2 separate regions of the Mus musculus genome follow, and region 2 is linked to region 1. The links are chromatin loops, found by intact Hi-C in ENCODE. Cell type or tissue: heart. All regions are shown on one strand.

Region 1 (8,000 bases):
GAGCAGTCAGCATTTGAGCCTGACCTCCTTAGGCAGTTTTGGGGAGGTAGAGGCCTGGCTTAAGTGGAAGAGATTAAAGGTCTAGGATGTCACTGGGGTCTTATGGGAAGTAGATGGAGGTAGGACTGTGGCATAAAGCCCACCTAAGCTAAGTTCTTAGCAGGGAGAGGAGGTTTCAGTACCAGCCATGTTGTCTGAATTGACTCAAGGATAGGAGGGGACAGACAGTGGGCCAGAGTACTATTATCTGCCAGGAGTTCTCTGGAAAGATAGATTCAGACCTTTATCTGTCCAAAGATGTCCCCTGCATCTCGTGACCTGTCTCCCACAGGGCTAAGGTTATCAGTGAAGAAAACATAGACTCTGACCCTTTAGCCTGTTTACGGGAGTGTGAGGCAGGAAATCAGTACATAGGCTTATGAGGGCTTAGATCTTCCAGACAGCCGCATCTCCTCGGAATGTTCCATTGCTCAATCCGGGTTGTTCCTCCACAGCAACTTTACTCTGTAAACACAGAGCCTGGTGCGTCCGGGGTTTTCTCCGATGTTTTTCTCCGGTCTGGGCAAAGGTGCTGTTTCTCCAGGCATCAGTGCCCTCCCCCATCTAAGATAGGGAACCAGGCTGGGGTCAGTGATAAGTGGGGACAGCTGCTGTTCCCTTCGCCTGAATTCCTGAGCCCTAGACAGTGATGAATAACCTCGCCCCTCCTTGTACATTCTCCAGGTAACCAGAGTGAGGGAGCGACAGGTGGCCTGGGCCAGACTGCTCCAGGCTCCCCTTGCACCTGGGTTACGTCTTGTAGCATCAGAGAGAAGCCAGGACAGAGGACCTTGTAGAGGGAGCTGAGACCAGCTCAACAAAACACAAGAGGGCTGAGATGCCAGGGGGTGGTGCCTTAGAAAAGCCCTGGCCCCTAGCTGCAGGCCAGAACCTCACCCACCTACTAGGCTCTGGCTCTCCTAAGCTCTCAGTCCTATGCTCTCATTTTCCAAGCTCTCTTGGGTTAAGCCATTTGCCTGAACAGGGCCTACAGACTTGTTGCAGGTGCTAGGAATCCAGGATGGGATCAAAGGGTCATGAGACAGTAGAGAGACACAGGGAGGGAGAGAGACTGGGCTTGGTGGAGTTCTTCTCATTGCAGACACTATCAGCCTGACCAGAACTGGGCTGTCACCTGACAGATCAAGGTGATCTCAGTGCAAACACCCATAAAGCAGGCATGCAGCTGGAGCAGGAATAGGGAGGAGATAGGGAGAAAGAATGGCTGAACCTTTGGCCTTAGAGATCACCCCCACATTGCCTGGCCGCCGTTGTGAAACACCCTTCCGAAGCATAGGGCTCTGCAGTATAGCTCTAGGGTCCTGGAACAGATGTAGGGGTCGGGGGAGGGAGAGTAGGGTAAGCTCTCTCCATCCTATCCTCTCCCTGAGCCAGACCTAGAGACAGTCATTTTGGGGAAAGCCAAGGCATTCACTGGAGGCGGGAAGTTAGCTTGGGCCCAACCTGGAAATCAGCTGCCCTCCTTTAGGAGGCTTGGGAAGTGCTCATGGGTGAGGCTAAGCTTCTTAGAGACCATTCCGACTAAAGATGGCAGAGCAGAGGACAGGGTGCCACTGCAGTGAACTCAAAGCCTCGGGCTTTTTATGTTTGAAGCAGGGCAGTGCATAATGTCAGGGATGTCGCAAGCACTAAACAAAGGTGTTGCAGCACCACATGAAAGCAGTCGCCTACTGGTTCTGGCTTCCAGGGTGCACTGGGCTAACGAAGGGGGTTCTTCTTTGCCTGGAGGGAGTGGTATGTACAACTATAGGAGGGGCAGAAAGGGGGCACAGAGATAATTGTTGAGAGATCAGAGGGTGGCCAGCATCACTGGGTTCACCAGTTGGCATGGCATCAAGGGTCAGAATTCTTGCTCCTTGCTCCTTTCTTTGCTTTTCCAGGTGTTGCCTCTGGCTGGTCTTGGTGGCTCAGCAAAAACACCACTCCTCAGCCCAGAGCCTTGTGATAGAACAGAGAGCTGTGAGGAGAAAGTCAAGTTGTTTGTCCAGATGGCCTGACTTCTCTGCCTCCTGGCAGTGTGGCCTTGGGCGAATAGTTTCACTGCTCTGTGCATAGAGTATAAGGCAGGCAGAGAGAGGTCAAGGACGTGAGTCACAGAAGCAAAGGTCGCCTTCTCATCTCCATAGGGACCGTGAACATGAGAAATGGAGGCTTAGACTCTAGGTTCCGTAAGGCCAGAACCTCTCCTTGCCCAGCCAGTGCTCGACAAAGGTGGGGAGGGGTCTGGTTTGCATGTGAATGTGGACATGTGTGTGAAACTAGAGGGGATTGGAAAATGTATGTGCAGCACACAAAACTTGTGTGAACTGGTACGAATGTGTGTCACTAGGGATGAGAGTGTCTTCCTGGGAGGCTCTATGGAAGAATAAGAGTTTCCATTTAGTAAGCTCTGTGGTAGGCCAGGTATGAGGCCGAGCCTAGGCGGGCACATTATCTCATTAAATACTCCCAGGAAGCTGAGAAGGAGGAATGACCGCCAGGCCACAGAACACTAACAGGCCCTTCAGAGGTGAGGGGATTTGCCCAAGTCCCTGAAAGCTAGCCTCTCTTCCCGTTTATGAGTGTGGGCAGCTGGGCCCAAAAAAGGCACAGCTCGTGTTTGTGTGTGTGTGTGTGTGTGTGTGTGTGTGTGTGTGTGTGTGGTGTCTACACATGGTGCCCAGAGCCTGAAGTTTCCTGTGGCTACTATATGTTTTTTTTTTAACACACTTAGGTAGGCCTGAGGCCTCACAATGCTTGACACTCCTGTGGTCAAGGGGTCTTTACACCACTTGTAAAGTGTGTGTTGACACAATGACCTGACAGTCTGTGGGCTAGTAAGTGCTTAGATAGAAGAATGGTCACATCCCCCACGGATCCTGCCTTCCTCTCAGGCTCCTCTAGAGAATTATCTTTTTCCCCTCAGTCGGGGAACCTGGATCTCTCTCTATAACTGAGAACCTCCTAGGGTCAGGCTGGGGTGGGAAATTTCTCAGCTGCGGGCCCTGATCGAAGCAGAGAGTGCACATCTAGTCTAACCCTGCTCCTGAGGCCCCTGTAGCTAGTGTGGCCAGGCTGAGGCAGAGGGGCCGTGGCATGACCAGAGATGAGCAGTGTGTGGAACAAGTCTGGACCTAAGAGACCTATCTTCATCTTCCACTGTCCCCTTTGCCCAGAATTAGATGTTGGCACTCAGAAAATACCTCTGTCTTCCTGTTTCCCAAGTCTGGTAGCTCCCATTTAGTGTCCTCTGGAGGGGCACAAGGCATGTTGGCCATGAAAAGGAAAACTCTGGGGCCAACCTGGGATAGTGACCCTGTCTGAGAAGCACTTTGCTCTATGGCCAAAATTAATGACCCTTCCTAGGATTAGTGACCTTCTGAGACCTGCGAATGAGGAGCAGTGATCTGGCCATCCTGGGGGCTGTGGTTTTCCAGGAACCTCGAAGCTTGTAATTTACAATAAGCCAAGAGAGTGAGTATGCATGGAGCATCTGCAAGTGGGTCCATCTGTATAGTACAAGGAATGGCTGTAAAATTGGGGACAGAGACACCAGGAACGACCCCAGGGATAGGTCAGGATATGTCAATCGTGAGCCTTAGTTTCCCTCTTTAAGTAAAAATGGGGATAGCAGAACTGATTTCAAAGGATGGTGAAAGAAAATCATCCGCAGTGGTCCGTGATGCCTTGTAGGGACTTTGTAAGCAGCTGGCTGCTTTCTAGATTCACATCTGGAAGTCCTTTGATGGCAGGGGTCTCAGGTGGACTGCTGGTGTGTCTTTCTACCTTATTTGTATCTCTCCTTGTTCTGCTTGCATCCCAGTGCAGAGTCCAATTGGGAAAACAAAGGCCCTAGAGTGTGTACCCAGAGCCATTGAATGTTGCAAGGTCTCTGGCTCCAAAGGTGGGAGAACCCCACATAGATGCCCCCACTAGAACGACAGAGATGATTAGATGATGCAGTGAAGGACTCAAGAATGGACATGGAACTCATAAATGGCAAAGCCCCTAAAGGATGGGGCTCAGACCGTTATCTCCATAGAGAAGCAACAAGAAGGAACTGGAATTTGGTTCTTTGGTCCTTCTTACCTTGCCTAGTAAGTCTAAAGTTAGAACCCGATTCATTACAAAAAGAAAAGAGGAGGCAGCGAGGAGGAGAAAAAGGAGGGGCGCGAATATAGGAAGCCTTTCTAACCTTTGAAGTCCCCAAGCCCAGATCTTTCCCACCTTTCTTACATGAGTGGCCAGTGGCCGGCTCTTGCTACTGCCATGCCTACCTCTGAGCGCTTTGAGTGCCAGACTTGCTCAGCAGGCTCTAGGTGGGAGGCCTCCGCTTATCCCGGGAGCCCGCAAGTCTATAGAAGGCCAGCAGGGGGAGACATTAGCACGTGGGTACGTCCGCTGGGACCTGAGAAAAGCGAGTAGGTCAGACCGGGAGGGTCTGAGCTATGGGATTGAGCCAAATTATAAGCAAAGAGACAAGGAGGGGCGGAGAGAATGGGCCAGTGCTGGGAGACAAAGACCCAGATGGTGAGGCCGAGGCCGGGAAAGGCTGGAGTCCGGAATCTCAGGGCCCAGATGCCTGCTTTTGCTCTTTCAAAAGGCTTCTCTTCTGCTCCTTTCTCCCCTGTCCTAGAGCTTTCTGTACAGTTTGTGACCTCTCGTCCCTACTTGCCTGCTCCTGGCCCTTTCGTATGCCTTCAGACAGGACTGACTAAATCTGTGTGCCTGGAGTTTGGGGTGGAGGGTCTCAAAGGGCTCGCTCTCGAAGATGAAAATTTTAAAGGCTTGGTTCACTAGATGCAAATAAATTCCTCCTCCCCTTTGGACACAATACTTTTTCTGAGTCTCCACTGCCCATAGCTCTAACCTCTAATAGTCTAATAGACTCTTGTCGTGGTCAATGCAAAAAAGGAGTGCATTACGAGGACAGGAAGACGGGGTCCAACAGAGTGTAGGTAGTGACTGGACTGGGAGCAGGCAGGCTGACAGAAGTGGGCACCGAGTGGGATTCTGGGGCTGGTACGCGAGTATGCGCATGTGGGGTGTGTTTGTGTGTATAAAAAGAACACAAGGACGGTGCTTTCTGGAGGTACTTGGGACAGGGTTTGTCTGCTCTAGGTCAGTGGGCCGGGTGCTGACCGGGTGTGCATGAGAGCAGGCCAGCAGCTTTTGGGAAGCGCCAACTTCCCTAGAACTCCCTGGGAACCAGACTAAGCGGGACAGAGGCATAACCGCAAGAGCCGCACATTCAGATTCGTGCCATCGAGAGAGCAGCGTCCTTATGAGCTCCCCGAAGCCCCACCCCTTCCTGCTCTGTGGGCGTGGTATGGGGCAAGGACCCCGTCACAGAGCTTTCTATTGGTTCGAAGGAGCAGGGTTGGCCTTGTGCTCGCCTGAGCAGGAGAGTAGAAAGCTCAGCGGCAGCGGAGGGAGTCTATGCGCGCTGGACAGCAGTGGGGGGTGTGTGTGATTCGCACTGACTGCAGACACTCGGGCTCAATCGCCGGGGATTAAGGACTTGGCGACCGGGCTGCCGGGCTACCCGGCCGAGGCTTCAGAGGTGCAAATCGACGGGACTGATTTGCTCGGCAGGGCCGTACTAGCCTTTTAAGTATACTGAGAAGGGCCGGTGCTAAAGTAGAAGCTGTCGTGGGACGCGCCGGCGCGGAGTCCCACTGTGGCCCGGAGGAACGGAGTCCGTGTTAGGGGGACCCAGTCGGGAGCCTGGGGACCGAGCTCGCATTGTTGGGAGACAACCCGCCTCTTCTTCCCAGAGGCGTCAATCCCAGGACGGTCGAGGCGTCGGGGCAGCCACTGAGCGCTCTTCAGGGAGACCCGATCGGGGAGAGGACTTGCAGTCTCAAACAATCTGGGAGAGCCGAGCGGAATCCGGCGGGATCACTCGGGGGCGGCGAGCCCCCGTCGCGCCTCGTGCGGCGGAGAGGCCAGGGAAGAAAGTCCTCGGAGGCCGCAGCCCATGCGCGGGTTGGGGACGCCTGCCCAGTGAGTCCTCCTGGCCAGCCGGGCGAAGGAGAGCGACCCCGAGGCCAGCGGGAGGGGAGTGCTTCAAGGCCGGCGGCTGCGGAGGATGGGCGCCTGAGTGGCTCCGAGCGCTGCGCGGCACGGGCAGGCGAGGCGAGCTTTGCTGAGGAGGCGCTAGGGGATCCTGAAGTGCATTCTGCCCCGGGGAAAATGGCCCGGCCTGGGCAGCGTTGGCTCAGCAAGTGGCTTGTGGCTATGGTCGTGCTGACGCTGTGCCGGCTTGCCACGCCGTTGGCCAAGAACCTGGAGCCCGTGTCCTGGAGCTCTCTTAACCCTAAGTGAGTAACTTATCTACTCTGGTCCCTGGGGGTGGGAGGCACTTCTTCGGGGTGAGGTCGTGCACCCCCAAGTGCGTGGGGGGGGTTGTCCGTAGGAGGTGCGGCGCCCTATTTTATATCTGGCCTTTTCTAGTGTTTTCTTGCGGGCAGTCGGGGTAGGGTGCGGAAGGGTGGGGTGGGGGCACTTAGCTGCGTTTCGATCCTTCGGTTTGGCCCTACTCTCAAGTCCGGATCGCGTCTGTTGGTCACACCAGGCAGATATAGAATGTCTGGGCGCTCCAGAGCGCACCCGAGAGCTGGGTGGGGGCGAGTAAGCAGCCCACTCCAGGGCCTCTGGGAACGTGGTGGTTTTCACTCACAGCCACTCCAGGGGTGAGATCGACCTGAGCAAGGGACCAGGCCAGAACACAGGTTCCTCATTTGCTTAGGTGTCAGGGCGGCTCAGGACCTAGCGCCCCGGGGCGAGTGGCAGCATCTGTATATCTTCTCCAGCTTCTCCCATTTTCATTTGTCTTTCTTCCCTGTCTGTTTGCCTCCCTGTCTTTCTCTTTGCCGTCTCTTCTTGCACACTCCCCCCCCCCCCCCATTTCTCTCTGCCGGGGAGGTAGAAAGGCGGGCGCTGCTTCCAGGCTCACAAAGGCGGCGGGTGGAGAAGGGCGGAGTGGAAGAGGGTTTGTTTGAGAAGGGGGTTCGATCCAGTGCCCGTCGGGGGTCCAGTTGAGCTAGGCACCAGAGCTTCTAGAGCTATCAGGGCTGAGAATGGTAGTGGAGCCAGCGAGGGAGGTGGGTGGGGAACGTGTGATTCCTGTCCAGGCAGGTCCAACCCCCCCCCCCCCAAGGACTGGAGAGCCATGCTTAGATTTCTCCTATGGTTGGGGGTAGTGATATAAAGGAGGCCCTTTTCTTTCTTCTCCTTCTCCTTCCTAACTCTGCCCCCTCCCATCTCTAAACAACACACACCTTTCAGGGCGGTGGCTCAGTGGTTTCTGGGCTGTTGGTGGGGAGTAGCTTAGGCTGTTGTGACCTCTGGACCTTTTTCTCTTTTGGCATCTAGGACTCACCGTGGAACTCAGGGTTGTAATCTCTCTTCTCATTTTCTGGCAGTCCAGTTGTGGACAACACAGTTAGTGGAAACCTGGGAGGGGGAGGGGGAGGCGCTTGACCTGTTCCCAGATTCCTGTTTCTGGAATTTCCTCCTGTCCACTCTTGTGGGCTCTCTGCTAACTTCCTAGGTTCTTGCCTGCCTTAGCCCCTCGAGTCCCAGGGATGAAAGTGAGAGAAGAGGTCTTCTTGTTTTCTCCTTGGGTTAAGGTAGGATCCCATTACTGATCCTTGGCTAAAGTAGGGTCAGGATAGAGGTTTTTGCCTCTGTACAAGGAAAGGGGCTGACTGGCCAGGATTTCTACCTTACTCAGAAGCCTGTTTGGTCACCGTGCCTTCACTGCTGGGGCTCAAATGGTTTGGGGGAACCCTCTAGACTGTTAAGCCCATGGGAAGAGCTTGTGAAGTGCCCAGTTCTTCGATGTAAGGGTGAAGGCTGGAAGTGCTCTTTAGCTAGGGGACTTGCAATCCCCCTAGGGTAGCCTGTCCCAGGAGCTCATGGGAGTGACCTAATTGCTCTCTTGGGTCTAGATACCG
Region 2 (8,000 bases), 390 kb after region 1:
GAGCTTACTCCTTCAGGAAGACTTTGGAAGGGTGATCAAAGGACAGAATTGGGTGGTCTAGTGACCTTAAGGGTGACACAGCTGCTGGGAAGAAGAGTTCAGGACAGGCCTTTTTGGTCAGGCTGAACTATTATGCAAGGGGACAGCTGTCTCCAGGAAGAGTGAGACCTGAGACCTCTGTGCTCAGAGACATGGAAATGGAGGCTGTGTATGGGCAACCATGAGAGGCAATGTAAGAGAGCCAGTGACAGAGGATGGCGCCTCCTGCCTTCGTTGTCCCTTTTGTGGGTATGTATGTCTTTGTGGCAATTAATACAGACCCGAGGGATATTTGTCTTCTTGTCAACTCTCCTCACTGAAATATTTGTGCAAGTACTTAAAGCTAGAAACAAAACAAAAGGCTCGCGAGCAAGTCCAGGTTATAGTAAGAGGAGGGGAAAGAGAGGAAGAACGAGAAGAGGACCTCCAAAATGAGAAACGTATAAGAAACAGTCACAAGCAGAAAAGGAGGCACATATGCAGGGGCTGGGGGCACAGAGAAAGGGAAGATAGAGAAGGTTTCAGGGGCATCCAGGCCAGGAAGGAAGCTAGCAACAGAGACCACCCCCCAACTCCATTTGCTTCTGTCCTTGTCCCAGCAGTTGGGAGGCTTTGGGGATAGGAGTGGGGTTTTTTCTCTAGCTAATCATGGCCGTACAAGATGGGGGTAGTGGCGGCCCACTGTTCCTTCAGAGGCTAGGGAGGTGCCGGGGGCCAAAGAGGCTTGGGGGGGGGGGCAGGTAGTGACAGGAGTGAGGGTGGATGCGCTGCATGGGTGGGGGTGGAGGGAAGACCCATTGCTCTTCCTGAAAAGAAGGTAGAAGAGGCGTGGGGCCCACTGAGTGGGTGAGGGTGAAGTGCTCCTCAGGAGTGCGACAGGCAGGCAGCTTGTGAGCTGAGAGAGGGGCAGCTGCTGCCATCCTCAGATGGGGAACACATCCTCCCGAGCAAAAGAGAGAATCCTGCTGTGGTGCTTTAAATAGCCACGTGTTCTGACAAGGCTTATTCACACCTTCACATCAGACTCTTGTGCAGAGTTTTTTCCACATCTACGCAGTAATCTCCATGGTTCTGCAACTATATACTTATGCATTTATGCCTTCCACGGCTATGTACAGCCACATCCATATCTATAACTGTGTCTATGCCACTGCAGTTGTCGCTGTGCCTATATGATCTATATGAGACTGTCTCTGGCCATTGCTCTCTACCCAGTTAGGAGCAGCTTGGCATCCTAGGGGTCAGAGCCTCTGCTTTTTCAGATGTTTGGCTCCAAAGCCATAGTGTGGTTTCATGGGAGTTGTGCAGAACCTGCCTTCCCACTTTTCATTTCCCACAGATGAGTTACCCTTGCACGGCAGAAGCAACTGCTTTATCCTGCATCTGTGGTGATGAGGAAGACAAGAAAGCATGAAGAATACTAAGCTGGGAGTAGAGTGGGAAGAAAAGGAGCCCGGGATAGGAGAGCAATTAAGTAGTTGTAAACTTTAATTATGGGTGGCCCGGCACTGTCACCGACCTGCTGTGTGACCTAGGACAAAATCTTGCCTTTCTGGGCTTTGGTGTCCCCACCCATGCCATCGTTAAAGTCCTCCCAGAACTGATTCCTTCACAAGCTGACAGCTGCCAAACCTTTCAGATCCTGGCATCTTACCACTGGAGAGCTTTGAGAATAACAACCCAGTGTAGTCAGAGGGATAAGTGTCCATGCGGTGGTTCTGAACATGCACGCTGACCCTAATGATGGGCAGATGACATCTATCTGCTCCTTCGATGCCCCTTAGAGAAAGTGGGAGTGGTAATAATACTATAGGTATTGTACATACCTCATGCATTACTCTGTGCAGCATCTGGGTGGATGACCTGCTGCCCGTTACTAGCCACAAGTTACCATACCCACTGATTCCATGTTTTGCAAGAGATAGGTCAAGTGTCAGCATCATCAGAGGATGAAGGAACAAGAAGTAAAACATCCTCTCACATACCACTTGTTTTCTCTTCTAATGTTCCTTGGAACTTTTTGAGATAGTTTTTCTATTCCAGGTTGAACTGGAATTCCCTCTACAGGCAATCAAACAGTCCAGCTGCCTCAGAGGAGTTTCTTAGTGCACAGAGAGTTGGGAGTGGATGCTACTGTTTGGTTGGGTCCCTTCTCTGGGCTTCTGGCTGTGTCTACCAAAGACCCTACTTTAGGGCTGTCCTCCCCCCTGCTGATTAGGACATAGGTCCCTTGGCACACAACCCCTTCGTAAGACTTCCTTTCAAGGATTCTCTCCGACTCCAGGCCCAAGGTCCACAGGATGTCCCATTCCCCAGGGAGCCAGTGGAGCCTCCCATAGGGCTTGTAGGCTAAGCTTTTAAGCCAGATTTTTCTCTCAGACACACAGAGCCAACAAGCAGAGTTCAGGGCTCAAAGGTGGCAGCTATAGCCTCAGCTTTCGCAGAGCTAGCCTCAGCTTTTGCCTGGCTAGCGTTACCAGCCTGTGCTACCACAACTCTCTTACTACCGAGCACTTCTGACTTAGGCAGGCCCTCGGTGTTGTTTCCAAGTTTGTTTTGTCATGCTGAGAAAGGAACCCAGGGCCTCAAGTATGCTAAACAAGGGCCCTATCATCAACCACATTCCAAAATCCCAGAACTGTTTCAGATCCCCAGGAGCCTATGTGGCAGGTGCTCTCATTTCAATTGGATTTACACTCCAAAGCTAAGGCGAGAGGGAACCCAATAACACATTATCTCAAGGCACTTGCCGTGGCCTCCTTAATTCTGGGTTTGCGTTGATCCCCAGGCAGCCTTCAGGTCCCCTACAGATCTCTTCTGTGTCTCCAGGTCACCTAGTCTATACCCTCAGGCTCAAAGCCCAGGCCTCTTCTACTTTACGTCCCTCCCTCCCGCTCCCTGCCCCAAAGACAACCGAAGAGGCAGTCCCTTCCCCCTTCCTTATTGTTGACAGCTCCAGTGCCTTCCGAGTCAGCCTCTCCCGGAGGCTGATCCCGACTGGCCAACGGGTGTCTCTGCCTGCCCTTCTCCACCCCGGCTCCCACGTGGAGCCTCCTAGGCTTAGGCTGTCCCATTCACACAGAGCCTTCCCCCATTGTCCAGGCCTGTCACTCAAGCCTAGCATTAGCATTTCTAAAGCCATCTCTTAGACACCACTAAGGCCTAGTCGAAAAAGAAGATCACTTTGAAACACTCGCTTTGGAAAAAGAGCTTGCTAGACAGGAAAGCTTAGCTTTAGATTCAGTGTTCCAGGACTCAGTGTGTTCACTGTTGAAATGGGGAGAACCTCTCTTTTCCTCTCTAGACTTAGAACGCCAGAGCTTCCTAAATTCAGAGCAGTGAGGTAGAGTGGTACCTGGGGCCCCAGTAAAACTACTTGTAACTTCCCGGGGGTTTCTTGAGCTCTGTTATTCTGGATCCTCCATTCTCCACCCACATGCCAAAGAAGGCATGGAGTTTTGTCAAAACTGGTTTTCCCTGCCCTAACCCAAGCGGCCTTTGTTAGGGCCCTGGCAGGATGGGGCATGAATGGGGTGACTTCTTTGCCCTGGCATCTGCAACCCGCCTAACCAACTTGGGTGGAGAGACAGCGCCACCCAGTGGTAGCCTGGGCAGTAAGCCAATCTTTTCTGGGCTGGGTCCTTACAGACCTGGCTTCTGGGTGCTCCGCGGAGTTACCTCACCAGAGAAAACCTTTCAAAACTTGAGGAATTTTACTGGTATTGGTTTAGCTATGTCAGAACCAAAGCTAAGGAGAAACTCAGCTTAGCTCAGCTCAGCTCAGCTCAGTTCAGCTTTTGCCTTCATCCCTTGTGCCTCTCCCATCACACAGCTAGCTCCTTATCCCACTCACAAGGTTCTTGCTTCCACGGCAGGTTCTGTTGTTGCTAACTAGGCCTTTTCCGTCCTCTGCATCACTTTCCTTCATCTGTGAAAATGGTGGGCAGGATACTCCTTGGTAACCTTCTGTCCTTCCTGATGGGCTGGGGAAATAGGAAGTAGGGGGTTTTGTGGGCTGGAAGGAAGGAGGGTGTATGTTTGTGGTATAAGGCACTTCTCCAAGGCTACCACCACCACGGCGCCGGTCCTGTGCTGCCAGGCATTAACAAAGGCTGAGTCAGGACAGGAAAAACAGTTCTGAGACAACCCCATGTCTCCCGTGCCTGGAGACTCACAATCTGCTGAGCAGCCTGGTTGACCAGCAGAGAACTGGTGCTGCCCCTCCACACACCTTCTTTCTTTGCTTCAAAGCTCAATTTACATGTCCTTTCTGCCTCCTGCCTTCCCCACTTGCTTGTTTCACTGTAAGATGCAAGCCACCTGCTTCAAGACTGATAGAAAGAAAAAGGTGGCCATGGCGATCCCAGGCTCCAATTAAAGTCATCCCCACCCCATTCCACTCTGCAGCAAGGGAAATTTCTGTAGCAGGAAGCAACAGGAACCCATGAGGGGAGGGGGAAACTAGCTGTCAGCCCCAGCCATCTGAAGCACTCAGCAGATTTCCCTCCCTGGGGGCCTCCCTCTCAACAGACATCCCCCTGGGTCTCCTGGCATGTTTCTCTGGGGTCTTGCCTCTGTGCTAGAGAGGGGCAAGGGACTCCAGGCTCCCTTGCTTTGGGTGAGAAGAGGCATTTGTGCCTAGAAATGTTTTTTTTTTCTGTCTAGAGTTCACATAAGAGTCCAGAAATATGGAGCTAATGGATACAACCGAGGAGCCTGGAGATGGGGGGTTGAGTGCTTAGTGATGAAGCTGCCTACCCAAGAGCTGAGAACAGCTGGCACCAGAGCTCAGCAGCACCAAGGTCAGGGCTCTGCAGCCCCTTGCTCCGAGTTCCCACAGCTCAGGAGCAATAGTCTGTGTGTGGGGTGCTGTGTTTAAGAGGAGCCCCCATCAGAACAGCTCTCCTCCGCCTGTTATTGTTTGGAATGATATATGAGGCTCTGCCCAGAGAAAGTAGTGTGCAACTAAAAACATGTTGTAGCTTAGTGTACACAAGATCCTGGATTTAATCCCCGGTCCTGGCCAAAAAAAAAAAAAAAAAAAAAAAAAAAAAAAGAAAAAGAAAAAGAAAATAAAAAGGAAAGAAAGAAAGAAAGAAAGAAGAGAAAAAAAAGAAAGAAAAAAGAAAAGAGAAAACCATGGGGCTTTAAAGGCACAGATGTAAGTCATTCCTACATCTTACAAACAGGGAAACTGAGGCCAGAAAAGTAAATTAAGATGCCCAGGCACATGGAATAGGGCTGTATACCCACAATGTCTGAAATAAACACTTATAAGAAGAGCAGGCGGAAGCTGGCTAAGTCAGTAGATGCACTTACTGTCAAGTCTGAGGACTGAGGTCGGATCTTAAGGCCCCACGAGGTGGAGGGAGAAAACTGAACTCCGGGATGTCCTCTGACATCCACCTGCAGACTCCCACCGATATACACATTCATAAATACATACATGAACAGGAAAAAAGGAGATTTTTAAAAAGAGCAATTGAATTCCGTGAAATGTTCAAATAATGTTATAAATCAAATTCTTCTTCAATTTATATATAATCATGCATTCCATAAGACCTGTCACCTTCTTTGGGGGGTGGCAGTAATTTGTGACATGTTTGCAAGCCATCTTCCTGGCTGGTCTGATATTTGCTGTGTGGCCCAGGCTGGCCTGGAAAACATAGCAGTTCTCTTGCTTCAACCTCCCAAGTGCTAGGATCACAACTGTATACCACCACACCTAACAAGATCTTAGCCTGTCTGATAAGATGTCACCTAAGCAACATTAAAGAAATTTGCTGAAATGTTGGGTGTGATCTAAAAACATAATAAACTCGAGTATAAGCAAAGGGTTTGTTGAAATGGACTAAACTGCTTTCACCTGTTGTTCAAGCCAGGGTGCATGCATCACAGTGGTGATGGCGGTGGTGGTGGGAGTGGTTGGTGGTAGGTGTTGGCTGCTGCTGTTGCTACTGCTATCATTGCTGTGAATGTCTGGGTTATTTTCCATCATGGGTTTCACATTGGCTTCACTAATGTTTGATATGAAGTGGAAATAGGAAAAGCCTTCTGCTGCTTTGAGGTTGAGATATGCAAGATGCAGTTATAAACACAAAGGAGTATTCCCACTTTAACAGACTCCTCATTGTCCCCAAACTCCTGGCAGGTGCTGGGGAACTTTGGCCTTCCCTTAGCTCTCCTGGAACTGGCTTGTATCACAGAGCAACATTCAGATACACTGGAGCATGGATTCCTGCTTTTCCTCATGAATTTTGCCTCTAGGAATGCTTTTATCCAGGGCTGCTTTCTCTCTCTCATCATGGGCAGGCTATCAGAAAGATAATCTTGCCAAGCCATGGTAGAACATACATGTCATCTTAATACTTAGGCTGCTGAGACAGGAGACTCACCATGGGTCTAAAACCAGCTAGGAAATTCCAAGTCAGCCTGAGCTACATAATGAAAGCCCATCTCTAAAGCCAAATAAACAGAATAAGCAGAACCTAACGGCCTAAGCAGCTTGGGTAAGGTACAATGACAGAAACAAGCCACCAACAGAACAGTGTGATTCAAAGGCAAACAGAAGGAATCAGTGGGCTAGGCACAGGTTGGCATTATCCCTGTTCCTTTTTAACCTGCTCTCCGTCATACCTTCCTGTGCCCTTAGCAGGCTGACTAGGTGGCTGTCTGATACTAACTTCACTCAATGTGGCTCTAGCAAGCCCCTTTGCTTTCGGAGCCTCAGTTTCTTTATCTGTGAGAAGGAGGACTAATGAAGTCACAATAGCAATCAGCCCCGGAATGGGGAAAAGCATTTAGTGATCACCTAGCAGATAAGATTCTAGTGCTTGGAATGTATGAAACACTCCAACAATTCAAGAATAAAAAGATGATTCAACCTTTCAAAATGAGCAAGAATAATTTGGAGAAATAAGTTCTTTCTGAAGAAGCAGTTTAAATTTCCATTAACAGGGAAAGTTGTTCATCTTCATAGTCATTAAGGAAATGCAATTCAAAACTACAGTAAGGGAACAGTAAGGGACCAGTAAGATGAATTTGTGGGGGAAAGCTGTGGCATTGTCTGTCATCCTGACAACCTGAAGTTCATCCCTGGAACCCATATGGACACACACATGCACACACACACACACACACACACACACACACACACACACAGAGAGAGAGAGAGAGAGAGAGAGAGAGAGAGAGAGAGAGAGAAACAGCAACAACAAAACTACTGTTGAGATTCCACCTCACATTCATCGGCATGCTAGAATAAAATAAAAATCAAAACCCAGAAAACAGTAACTGTTGTCAAAGATGTAGTTTTTTTTAAAGAACCTTTGTGTATTATTAGTAGAAATATGGAACAGTCCAGTTGGCGTGGAAAACAATGCTAACATGCTGGGATGCACCTGCAATTCCAAAACAGTCAGAAGGATTGCAAGTGTAAGACCAGCACTGGCTACATACTGAAATCCTGTCTCCATCAACTAAGAGGGGGCAGAGCCTGTGAGTTCAGCACTGGTGAGGCAGAGGCAGGTGGGCCTTCATGAGCTCAAGGCCACTGCACCCTCTATTTCCTAATCCCCCACCCCCATGTACAAACTGAGTTCTAGCTCAGCCAGAGCTACACAGTGAGACCTAGTCTCCAAAAAAAAAAAAAAAAAAATCAAGAGGGGCTGGAGTGATGGTTCAGCAGTTAAGAGCACTGGCTGCTCTACCAGAGGACTGGCTTTGGTTTCCAGTACCCACATGGTGACTAACAACAGTCTGTAACTCCAGTTCCAGGAAATTCGATGCTCTTTTCTGGCCTCTGCAGAAACTGGACACACATGGTTCAGAATCATACATAGGAAAGATACTCAGACAGATAAAAATTTTGAAAATTAAAATAAAAAGACAAAACAAATTGTAAAAAACCTGAAGTTACCACATTGCCATTGCTTTATTTAAATTTCCATGGTTAAAACGCC

The links. Hi-C counts contacts between places; a loop is a spot of excess contacts. Peaks named below come from ENCODE experiments on the same cell type or tissue, not always from the same donor. Only the 100,000 strongest peaks of a DNase experiment are listed, where the experiment ranks them.
Region 2: it touches region 1 in a loop (8-fold over the local background); 37 of 42 quality-filtered maps call a loop at or near these places.

Annotation. Positions count from the first base shown.
Region 1 is chrX:99,130,652-99,138,651 of GRCm38, forward strand. It overlaps Efnb1 (ephrin B1), which reads left to right and starts at 5,410. Exons shown (of 5, transcript NM_010110.5): 1 at 5,410-6,362. The coding sequence starts at 6,235. In heart, a CTCF peak has its summit at 4,392 (motif pointing right); DNase peaks (open chromatin) are centred at 4,410, 5,340 and 7,740; H3K4me3 peaks cover 3,552 bases; H3K27ac peaks cover 3,601 bases; H3K27me3 peaks cover 3,410 bases.
Region 2 is chrX:99,519,398-99,527,397 of GRCm38, forward strand. No RefSeq gene overlaps it. Among named protein-coding and RNA genes, the nearest start is that of Gm31155, 34 kb to the right of the region's middle. In heart, a CTCF peak has its summit at 3,648 (motif pointing left); no DNase peak of the experiment used is centred here; H3K27me3 peaks cover 4,616 bases.